3 separate regions of the Homo sapiens genome follow, and all the other regions are linked to region 1. A link is an interaction called in ENCODE POLR2A ChIA-PET data of the cell type or tissue named here. Cell type or tissue: MCF 10A. All regions are shown on one strand.

The links. Peaks named below come from ENCODE experiments on the same cell type or tissue, not always from the same donor. Only the 100,000 strongest peaks of a DNase experiment are listed, where the experiment ranks them.
Region 2: POLR2A ChIA-PET joins it to region 1 with 6 read pairs; 2 of 35 experiments call an interaction of 5 or more read pairs at or near these places.
Region 3: POLR2A ChIA-PET joins it to region 1 with 5 read pairs; 2 of 35 experiments call an interaction of 5 or more read pairs at or near these places.

The regions. Positions count from the first base shown.
Region 1 is chr15:49,414,240-49,418,239 of GRCh38, reverse strand. The region is part of intron 11 of FAM227B (family with sequence similarity 227 member B); the gene reads left to right. Among named protein-coding and RNA genes, the nearest start is that of FGF7, 7.0 kb to the left of the region's middle. In MCF 10A, no CTCF peak of the experiment used is centred here; a DNase peak (open chromatin) is centred at 2,379.
Region 2 is chr15:49,203,137-49,207,136 of GRCh38, reverse strand. The region is part of intron 2 of GALK2 (galactokinase 2); the gene reads right to left. Among named protein-coding and RNA genes, the nearest start is that of GALK2, 35 kb to the right of the region's middle. In MCF 10A, no CTCF peak of the experiment used is centred here; no DNase peak of the experiment used is centred here.
Region 3 is chr15:49,148,946-49,152,945 of GRCh38, reverse strand. All of the region lies in intron 1 of COPS2 (COP9 signalosome subunit 2), which reads left to right. Among named protein-coding and RNA genes, the nearest start is that of COPS2, 4.7 kb to the left of the region's middle. In MCF 10A, no CTCF peak of the experiment used is centred here; no DNase peak of the experiment used is centred here.

The DNA of each region.
Region 1 (4,000 bases):
CATAATGGTTGAACTAATTTACACTCCTATCAGCAGTGTGTAAGTGTTCCCTTTTCTCTGCAAGCTTGCCAGCGTTTATTTTTTGACTTTTTAGTAATAGCCATTCTGACTGATCTGAGATAGTATCTCACTGTGTTTTTTATTTGCATTTCTCTAATGATTAGCAGTATTGAGCATTCTTTCATATGTTTTTTAGACACATGTATGTCTTTTCAAAATTGTTCATGTCCTTTGCCCACTTTTTAATGGGGCTGTTTGGTTTTGCTTATAAATTTGTTTAAGCTCCTTATAGATGTTGGATGTTAAATCTTTGTCAGATGCATTGTTTGCAAAAATTTTCTCCTGTTCTGTAGGTTGTCTGTTTACTTTGTTGATAATTTCCTTTGCTGTGCAGGAGCTCTTTAGCTTAATTAGATCCCATTTGTCAATTTTTGCTTTTGTTGCAATTGCTTTTGGCATGTTTGTCATGAAATCTTTGCTAGTTCCTATGTCCAGAATGGTATTTACTAGGTTATCTTCCAGGGTTTTTATAGTTTTAAGTTTTACATTTAAGTCTTTAATCCATCTTTAGTTTATTTTTGTACGTGGTGCAAGGAAGGGGTCCAGCTTCAGTCTGCTTCATATGACTAGCCAGTTATCCCAGCACCGTTTATTGAATAGGGAGTTATTTCTTCATTGCTTGTTTTTGTGAGATTTGTCAACGATCAGATAGTTGTGGGTGTGCAGCCTTATTTCTGGGCTCATTCTGTTCCATTGGTCTATGTGTCTCTTTCTGTACCAGTACCATACTGTTTTAGTACTGTAGCCTTATAGTATAGTTTGAAGTCGGGTAGCATGATGCCTCCAGCTTTGTCATTATTTTTTTAAGAGAGTCACCCAGACTGAAGCGCAGTGGCATAATCATGGCTTACTGCAGCCTCAAGTTTCTGGGCTCAGGTGATCCTCCCGCCTCCTGAGTAGCTGGGACTACAGGCATGCATCACCATACCAGGCTATTTTTTTGTATTTTTTGCAAAGACAGGATTTTTCCTTGTTGCCCAGGCTGGTCTCAAACTCCTGGCCTCAAGCAGTCTGCCTACCTGGGCTTCCCAACATGCTGGGATTGCAGGTGTGAGCAACTGCACCCAACCAGCTATGTTCTTTTGGCCTAGGATTGCCTTGGATCTTCAGGCTCTTTTATGGTTCCATATGAATTTTAAACTAGTTTTCTTTAGTTCTGTGAAGAATGTCATTGGTAGTTTGATAGGAATAGCATTGAATGTATAAATTGCTTTAGGCAGTGTGGCCATTTTAATGATCTTGATTCTTCCTATCCATGAACATGGAATCTTTTTCCATGCATTTGTGTCATCTCTGATTTCTTTGAGCAATGTTTTATAATTTTCATTTTGGAGATCTTTCACCTCCCTGGTTAGCTGTATTCCTAGGTATTTGTGTGTTTGTGTGTGTGTGTGTGTGTGTGTGTGTCTATGTGTGTGTGGCAATTGTGGATGGGATTGTGTTCCTGATTTGGCTTTCAGCTTGACTGTTGGTGTATAAGAATGCTAGTGATTTTTGTACATTGATGTTGTGTCCTGAAACTTTGCTAAAGTTATTTATCAATTCAAAGAGCTTTTGGACAGAGACTATGCGATTTTCTACATAGAAAATCATGTCATCTGCAAACAGGGTAGTTTGACTTCTTCTCTTCCTATTTGGATGCCTTTTATTTCTTTCTCTTGCCTGATAGTTCTGACTCGGACTTCAAATACGATGCTGAATAGAAGTGGTGAGAGAGGGCATCTTTGTCCAAGACATATTTCTACTACATTCTCAGAGATGTCCTTACACTATGAATTTATCTTCCTCTTTTCTTCTGTCCACCCCATTCCATAAATCAGCTTGAACCCTGGGTCATGCCATATAACCAATCTTACTTATTTCCTTGATTCATCCATCTAACAAATATTTATCAAATAGATACTCGGTGCCAGATGTTGTTCTGGCCTTTTGGAGATACAATGGTGAATATTCTGGAAGTGACCTCTGCCCTAACAGAGCATGCATTCCAGTGAGAGAACAAACATAAACAAGTAGATTGGTGGGGGGTGGGGGGTGGGGTGGATCTTGGTGTGTTCCAAGAACTGAATGAAGGCTAATATGAATGAAAAATGGAAAAAGTAGTGAGAGGTGAATGAACCTGAAGAGGTAGGCAGGGACCAGATCATAATGAACTTTGTAGGTCATGGTAATAGGAGATTGAGTTTATTCTAAGTATTAATATAAAAGGAGGCTGTAGTATGGACACGTCAACCCAAACTTGATGGGCCTGGTCAAAGACAGTAGTTTAAACTCTGGCATAAAATCCCAAAAGTAATTGAGCAAGCCTGAGGTCCCTATAAATCCTCAATTATGTAAACTTGTGCTTACCCTTGGCATAATGCCCTAACATTTTAAAACTAACTGTATATAAGATACAAAGTATGAGTCATATGTTCAAAATTGTGGTGTGCTGGTGACTCAAATATATAAATATCTCAGTTTACAAAAGTTACTTGACTCTTGTATCTCTGAGTCTATAAAAATTTATGCTTTAATTTTATATTTGTAAGAAGTTATCTGAAATGCTAATCTAAATTTAAAGTTCTTAAAATTATATTATGAATTTACTGAATTGTGATACAACTTTAGACCTAGAGCAAAATCTCTAGTTGGAGCTACTAGTTTGGGTTTTTTTTTCCACTTGTACATTTCTATATAATGAAAGCATATTATGTAATTCATTCTAGATTGTCTTGATTCCCCTTAAGTTACTGCTTAACTTTAGGAAACAATCAATTTCCTTGAGTAAGTGCTTTACATTGGTACCTAGTTTTGACAGCTTCATGCCATTCTAAATGTTGAAAAATGTTCTCACAGAGAGAATTTTGCTTCATCCCTAGAAGGACATCATGACAAACACAAAGACCTTGTGCAATTGAGGTTATTACATTGTTAGCTCTAAATTGTCATTATTTGGTTCTACATGAATTGTCTATGTAGCAAGGCAGCAAAATGAGGGGTAAAACTAGCAATAGCAATTTTTCTTTTAAAAATGTTTCCTGGATATCAATGTGTTAGTAGCAAAACTGGCTTAATTTTCAATTCATTAGCTTTCAAAGCATGTTCAAAAGTGAGAAAAAGAGGCAGAGTAAAAGTAATTATGATAGTAAAGAAGAAAAAGAAAGTTAGGGAGTCCACCACCTTAATTATAGAGCTACATCCATGAAAAGCCAAGTATTCAGTAAAAATTTGTATTTGTGTAAAACTGGTGGCTATCGCAATAACTTATGCATGAGAAAGGAGGTTTATACTTCTGCTTAAGCTCCTCTTCAAGCTAAACGTTATTTCTATCCTCAGCTACAACTTATATTTTTCCCTCGATAGTTTTTAATATTAATTCAAACATAGTGAGTCCTCCTTATTCCTCTAATTAATTCCAAAAAATGTCAATTCTACCACAACTTCTTCTACACCTGTTTCTTCCTATCAATTATCACTTTCACATCCTAGATCAAGTTATTGTTATAGTTCACATTAATTCTATTCCTAATCCACCTCTTTGTATCTTCTCTCCCCAATCTCCAATCCATTTTAAATGTTGTTATGAGATTAATCTTTCTAAAATATAATTGCAACCATGTTATTTCTCTGCCCCAAAGTCATCAGTAACATCCCCATTTTTCCTAAATAAAACTCTACTTTTCTTTTTCCAATATGCAGACTACTGTTTCCAATGCCCTCTATGATCCTCAACATCCCCCAAACACTAGGCTCTCTCACTTGGTTTGGGGTGTAGGGAGATTTCCCCCCTCCCTCCCCCCACACACTTCACCTCTTGGTAGAGAAGTGGACTAACAGAGAAGAAATCCCCCTTACAAATTCTCTCCCTCTCTACCTTCTCTCCCTATCTCCCCATCTCTTTCTCTTATATATTCAGTCTGCATGAGGAACCCAAGAGTTGTGTAACCAATTATCAGAT
Region 2 (4,000 bases), 210 kb after region 1:
GTGATACACCACATAAACAGAATAGAAAACAAAAATCACATGATCATCTCAATAGATGCAGAAAAAGCATTCGACAAAATCCAGCAAGCTTTATGATTAAGACTCTCAGCAAAATTGACATAAAAGGGACATACCTCAATGTAATAAAAGCCATCTATGACAGACCCACAGCCAACATAATATTGAATGAGGTAAAGTTGAAAGCATTCCCTCTGAGAACTGGGACAAGACTAAGATGCCCACTCTCACCACTCCTTTTCAACATGGTACTGGAGGTCCTAGCCAGAGCAATCAGACAAGAGAAAGAAATATAGGGCATTCAAATTGGTAAAGAGGAACTCAAATTGTCACTGTTTGCTGATGATACGATCGTTTACCTTGAAAACCCTATGGACTCCTTCAGAAAGCTCCTGGAACTGATAAAAGAATTCAGCAAAGTTTCCAGATACAAGATTAATGTACACAAATATAGCTCTTCTATATACCAACAGCGACCAGAGAATCAAATGAAGAACTCAACCCCTTTTACAATAGCTGCAAAAAATAAATAAATAAAAAATAAAATAAAATACTCAGGAATATACCTAACAAAGGAGTCAAAAGACCTCTACAAGGAAAACTACGAAACACTGCTGAAAGAAATCATAGACAACACAAACAAATGGAAACACATCCCATGCTCATGGATGGGTAGAATCAATATTGTGAAAATGACCATACTGCCAAAAGCAATCTACAAATTCAATGCAGTCCCCATCAAAATACCACCATCATTCTTCACAGACTTAGAAAAAACAATTATAAAATTCATATGGAACCATACATATGTAACTAACCTGCACATTGTGCACATGTACCCTAAAAAAAGTATAATAATAATAAATAAATAAATAAAAATTCATATGGAACCAAAAAAGAGCCTGCATAGCAAAAACAAGACTAAGCAAAAAGAAACAAATCTGGAGGCACCACACTACCTGATTTCAAACTATACCATTAGGCCATAGTCAACCAAAACAGCGTGGTACTAGTATAAAAATAGGCACGTAGACCAATGGAACAAAATAGAGAACGCACAAATAAACCCAAATACTTATAGCCAACTGATCTTCAACAAAGCAAACAAAATCAAAAAGTAGGGAAAGGACACCCTTTTCAACAAATTGTGCGGGGATAACTGGCTAGCCACATGTGGGAGAATGAAACTGGATCCCCATCTCTCACCTTACACAAAAATCAACTCAAAATGGATTAAGGACTTAAACCTAAGATATGAAACTAAAAAAATTCTAGCAGATAACATTGGATAAACCCTTCTAGACATTGGCTTAGGCAAGGATTTCATGACCAAGAACCCAAAAGCAAATGCAATAAAAGCAAAGATAAACAGCTGGGACCTAATTAAACTAAAGAGCTTTTGCATGGCAAAAGGAACAGTCAGCAGAGTAAAAAGACAACCTACAGAGTTGGAGAAAATCTTCACAGTCTATACATCTGACAAAGGACTAATGTCCAGAATCTACAATGAACTCAAACAAATCAGTAAGAAAAAAACAAACCATCCCATTCAAAGAGTGGGCTAAGGACACGAATAGACAATTCTCAAAGGAAGATATAGAAATGGCCAACAAACATATGGAAAAATGCTCAACATCACTAATGATCAGGGAAATGCAAATCAAAACCACAATGTGATACCACCTCACTCCTGCAAGAATGGCCATAATCTAAAAATCAAAAAAGAGTAGATGTTGGTGTGGATGTGGTGAACAGGGAACACTTCTACACTGCTGTTGGGAATGTAAAGTAGTACAGCTGCTATGGAAAACAGTGTGGAGATTCCTTAAAGAACTAAAAGTAGAACTACCATTTGATCCAGCAATCCCACTAATGGGTATCTACTCAGAGGAAAAGAAGTCATTATTTGAAAAAGATATGTGCACGCGCATGTTTATAGTGGCACAATTCACAATTGCCACTATATGTCATTGGTATTATGGAACCAACCCAATCGCGGAACCAACCCAAATGCCCATCAATCAACAAGTAGATAAAGAAACTGTGGTATATATACAATGGAATACTATGCAGCCATAAAAAGGAATGAATTAACAGTATTTGCAGTGACCTGGATGAGACTGGAGACTATTATTCTAAGTTAAATAACTCAGAAATGGAAAACCAAACATTGTATGTTCTCACTGATATGTGGGGGCTAAGCTATGAGGATGCAAAAGCATAAGAATTAGGTAATGGACATCGGGGACTTGTGAGGAAGAGTGGGAGGGGAGCGCGGGATAGAAGACTACAAATACAGTGCAGTGTATGCTGCTTGGGTGATGGGTACACCAAAATCTCACAAATCACCACTAAAAAATGTATTCATGTAACCAAATACCACCTGTACCCCAATAACTTATGGAAAAATAAGATTTTAAAATAATAAATAAAAGTACTTTGAAAAAATTTTTAAAATCACTAGTGTTTCTATACACCAATAACAGACTACCTGAAAAAGAAATCAAGCAAGCAATCCCATTTGAAATAGCTAAAAAAAATGAATATCTAGGAATAAATTTAACCAAGGTGATAAAAGACCTGTACAATGAAAACAATAAAACACTGATGAAAGAAATTGAAGAGGATACAAAAAAGTGGGAAGACATCCCACATTCTTGGACTGGAAGAATTAATATTGTTAAAATGACCATACTACTACAGATTCAATGCAATTCCTCGTATGATACCAATGACATTCTTCACAGAAATTAATTCTAAAATTTGTATGGAATCACAAAAGACCCCAAAAAACCAAAGCAATCCTGAGCCAAAAAAAAAAATAAAAGAAGAAGAAGAAGAAGAAAAGAAAAGCTGGAGGCATCACACTATCTGACTTCAAATATACTACAAAGCTACAGTAATACTATGGTTTTGGCGTAAAAACAGACATACAGACCAATAGAACAGAATAGAGAACCCAGAGCTAAATCCATGTATTTACAGCCAACTGATTTTCTTTTTTTTTTTTTTTTTGAGACAGAATCCTGCTGGAGTGCAGTAGTGGTTTGATCTCGGCTCACTGCAGCCTCCGCCTCCCAGATTCAAGAGATTCTCGTGCCTCAGCCCCCTGCGTAGCTGGGATTACAGGTGTGTGCCACCACACCCAGCTAATTTTTGTATTTTTAGCAGAGACGAGGTTTCATGATGTTGGCCAGGCTGCTTTCAAACTCCTGACCTCAAGTGATCCACCCTCCTCGGCTTCCTAAAGTGCTGGGATTGCAAGTGTGAGCCACCATGCCTGGCCAAGGCCAAATGATTTTCAACAAAGTTACTTTCATTCATAGGGAAAAGGACAATCTGTTTAATAAATGGTGATGGAAAAACTAGATATCCATATGCAAAAGAATAAAAATAGGCCCCAATATCTCACCATTTATAAAAATGAATTTAAAATGGATTAAAGACTTAAACATCAGAACTGAAACTATGAAACTACTAGAAGAAAACATAAAGGAAACACTTCAAGACATTGGTCTAGGCAAAGATTTTATGAATAAGACTATAAAAGCACAGGCAAAGAAACAAAAATAGACAAATGAAATTATATCAAACTAAAAAGCTTCTGCACAGCAAAGGAAACCTTCCAATAGAGTGAAGAGACAACCTGTTGAAAGGGATAAAATATTTGTAAACTATTCACCGAACAAGGAATTAATCTCCAGAATATATAAAAAACTTAACTCAACAGTAGTAAAACAAATATTCCAATTAAAAAATTGGCAAATGGTCTCGGTGTGGTGGCTCACACCTGTAATCCCAGCACTTTGGGAGGCCAAGGTGGGCAGATCATCTGAGGTCAGGAGTTCAAGACCATCCTGGCCAACATGGTGAAACCCCATCTCTACTAACAATACAAAAATTACCTGGGCATGGTGGCACGTGCCTGTAGTCCCAGCTACTCGGGAGGCCGAGGCAGGAGAATTGCTCGAACCCAGGAGGT
Region 3 (4,000 bases), 270 kb after region 1:
TGCAAGATTTTTTATTAAACATACAGTGTTTTAACTTGGTCATATTTTCCCAGCCTTTTAGGGCCTACGCTACATGAGCAGTAAAATGAAGTTGAATATATAATTGCTTTAACTTTTTTTTTTGAAACAGAGTCTCACTCTGTTGCCCAGGCTGGAGTGCAGTGGCACAATCTCAGCTCACTGCAACCTCCGCCTCCCAGGTTCGAGCGATTCTCCTGCCTCAGCCTCCTTAGTAGCTGAGATTACAGGCGCCTGCCACCACACCTGACTAATTTTTTGTGTTTTTATTAGAGGCGGGGTTTCACCATGTTGGTCAGACTGGTCTTGAACTCCTGACCTCAAGTGATCTGCCCTCCTCAGCCTTCCAAAGTGCTGGGATTACCGGTGTTAGTCACCACAACCAGCCTTGTTTTAACTTTTTTATTTCTTAAAGTAAGATTTTGCACTACCACATAATGAAATGAAATGTTGGAGTTTTCTGTTGGGTTTTTTGTTTTTCTTTCCCTAGCGTTCTATTAAATAGCTCTTCCTCCCCTCATCTGTCTCTCATCAGGTGTCTAATTGTAAAATTATTTATGATCAATTTACTAACAGTTAAAACTTTTGGTGGCATAAAACTTATTTAGTAATTTGTTTTTCATTTCCTTAAATCATATATTTAAAAAAAAAAGATTAATGAAGCAGGTTACCATTTCATGCTTACCTTTTGCCAAAAGAGTTTTTCTTTTTTTAAAATAGTTATTTTGTCTGGGATTTTCTTTTTTTTTTTTTATGTTTCTTAGTATTTAAAAAATGTGCGTAATTGACTTGTTTTCTCAAGATTTATTTTTATAAAAAATGTATTGTTTTTTGGAAAATTGATCATCACCTCGTTTTAGTTAAAGTGTTAACTAAGAGCAGTGAGTATTGCTGACCACAGTGATACTCAGCATATCTTTATTGGTCGTCCAATGATATATTTTAACACCCTAAATCACTTTGTTCTTCCCCAATCTGGTAGAAATAGGTAGTTAGGATACCACCTGAAAAATTAAGTCTGTTTCTAAAACTGTACTGTTTTTACCCAAGAAAGTAAATAATGATTTCTGCCCAAGAAGAATCTAAAATAAAACAAACTTGTTATTTAAAAAAAAAAAAAAAGAAACGAATATAAAAGAAATTCAACATACATGCATGATCATGTATGTTCTAAGATCTGTTTGATTTTCATTAGAGGCAGAAGCAGGCATTTCTAAACATAGTAATCTGTGGTAGGTGATGGTGCTAGTAAATGACATTTAATGCAATGCTAATTTTACAGGTTTATAGATTATTTGCTGATCCAGTAACACTAAATAATAATCATAGTGCCATTCATTAAGTTGGTAAGGCCATTGATAAGCTAACTGTTTTAATTCCGCAGTCCAATCGTTCTACCGTGAAACTTCTAATAATCTTTTTAGAAAGAATTTAAGACCAATTGACTTTATTCCAAAAATTAGTCTTTAGTAAGTCCTGTTATATGTAGGATATTATATATTTGAATATAATTTTTTTTTTTTTTTTTGAGACAGAGTTGTGCTCTTTCGCCTAGGCTGGAGTGCAGTGGCATGATCTCGGCTCACTGCAACCTCCACCTTCTGGGTTCAAGCAATTCTCCTGCCTCAACCTCCTGAATAGCTGGGACCACAGGCACCCACCACCATGCCCGGCTAATTTTTATATTTTAGTAGAGACAGGGTTTCACCATGTTGGCCAGGCTGGTCTCAAACTCCTGACCTTTGGTGATTGGCCTTCCTCGCCCTCCCAAAGTGCTGAGATTACAGACGTGAGCCACCACGCCTGGCCTATATTTGGATATAATTATTTAAATGTATTACAAGGAAAACATTGTCTAAAAGTTAGAATAATTCCACTTGGTTAAATATATGACCATATGACCAGCTGTGAGCCTCATTATATTCCCCTAGTCAAGCTCATAGTTGGGATTAGGGGATAAATGTTTACTAGTATTGTTCTTCTTGTCTTAATATATAGCAGTTTTATTTATTTTTTTTAACTTTTAGGTTCAAGGGTACATGTGCAGGTTAGTTATATAGATAAGTTCGTATTACAAGGGTTTATTATACAGATTATTTCATCACCCAGGTACTAAGCCAAGTATCCAATAGTTATTTTTTCTGCTGCTCTCCCTCCTCCCACCCTTCTCTCTCAAGCAGGCCCTAGTGTCTGTTCCCTTCTTTGTGTTAATGAGTTCTCATCATTTAGTTCCCACTTATAACAGAGAACATGCAGTATTTGGTTTTCTGTTCCTGCATTAGTTGGGTAGGAAAAATGGCCTCCAGCTCCACCCATGTTGCCATTATTTTTTATGGTATAGCAGTTTTAATGCTCTACATTTTTACTTATTTGTCTATTTTTTTGTGTGCAGTGGGGAGGTAAATGAGTCTTAGCTACAGGATCTCTTACAGACTCTCGTATTTGTCATCCTTTTAATAAAAAGATCAGTAGAAAGATGATGGTCGATTGCCAGTGCTATGTACATAGCGAACATGTATTCAATATAAATGTTAAGTTCAAAAAATATCAAAGACGGTATAATCCATATTATCCCAATTTTGTTAGGTGGGAAAAATATAGAAAAATGTCTGCAAATAAATTATCAATGGTTTTATTTATTTATTTATTTTTTTATTTTTATTTATTTTTTTTTTTTTTTGAGATAGAGTCTTACTCTGTTGCCCAGGCTGGAGTGCAGTGGCGTGATTCTCATGCCTCAGCCTCCCAAGTGGCTGGGATTACAGGCATGCGCCACCATGCCCGGCTAATTTTTTGTATTTTAGTAGAGACAGGGTTTCTCCATGTTGGTCAGGCTGGTCTCGAACTCCTGGTGATCCACCTGCCTCCGCCTCCCAAAGTGCTGGGATTACAGGCATGAGCCACCGTGCCCAGCAGACAGTTTTTTTGTTTTGTTTTGTTTTTTAATTCTAATTTACTCCATAGTTAACAAATCAGCACCCATTAACTTGTGTGAATTTTTTTAAATGGATAACTTTATCAGTAGCTAAACCATAAATGGCTACCTAGGATTTGAATCGTGTCTGGTTTTTAAGGATAATGAAACAACTGCCATGTACCTCTTAGTGTGCCAACATATGGTACAGCTGTTAGACAAGACTCAGAAAGCATTGTTAATGGTGAGTATTGTTTTCCTAAAGTACATTTCTTAGGACTTCTATTGGCGGTAAATACAAGAGTAAGTAAATGAGCTATGGAACTGATCCTGTTCAGCAGTAGCGACATTCCAGATATAGTCAAAATTGACCCTGGCTGCTCTGTGTTGTGTTATTTTGGAATGTTTATCCACCTTTTATTTTAACTCACCAAACACTCACTAAGCGTTTTGTAATATCCCAGGCTCTCAGAATACACAGATGAATAAGAAAGTTCCTGCTTCTGAGAAGTTCACAATTTGGACTGTTTTAACATACAAAGCTCTATGTTAGAGAGATGCATGTCATATGGAAGCATGACTGAGAAAAAAAATTTAGTTTGCTAAGAAGAGTGATGCTAAGATGAGTTGATGAACACATTTCCCAGCAGTATTAGGGCAGGGGAGTATCTTAGGAGAAAATCAGAAAGTTTGTTAGGAGGGAAAGTGGTTTAGAATTCTAGCAAAAAGAGCAGTTTATGCCAAAGCAGAGATTTAAAATTGTGTGGCATGTTTGAGAAAGAGTAGATTTTGGTTGTGTGGATGGATCACAAATTGCTTGGGGGAAATAACAGGACATGAGTAGGTTGGAACTATTATTGAACTTTAGGGGGTTTTTTTATTTTTAATCCCTTTTACAACTGTTCTTGTAAAACAAGTGCTTGATTATTTTTCATAATTTGCTTAACCTCTTCATTTGTTTTTAAAGCATTCTTTATATACTAATTAAAATTTCACTTTCTCTTCTGTTAAAGAACATTTACACTTTTACAAATTATCTCTTTTTCATTTGACGTAACTAATTCAGTT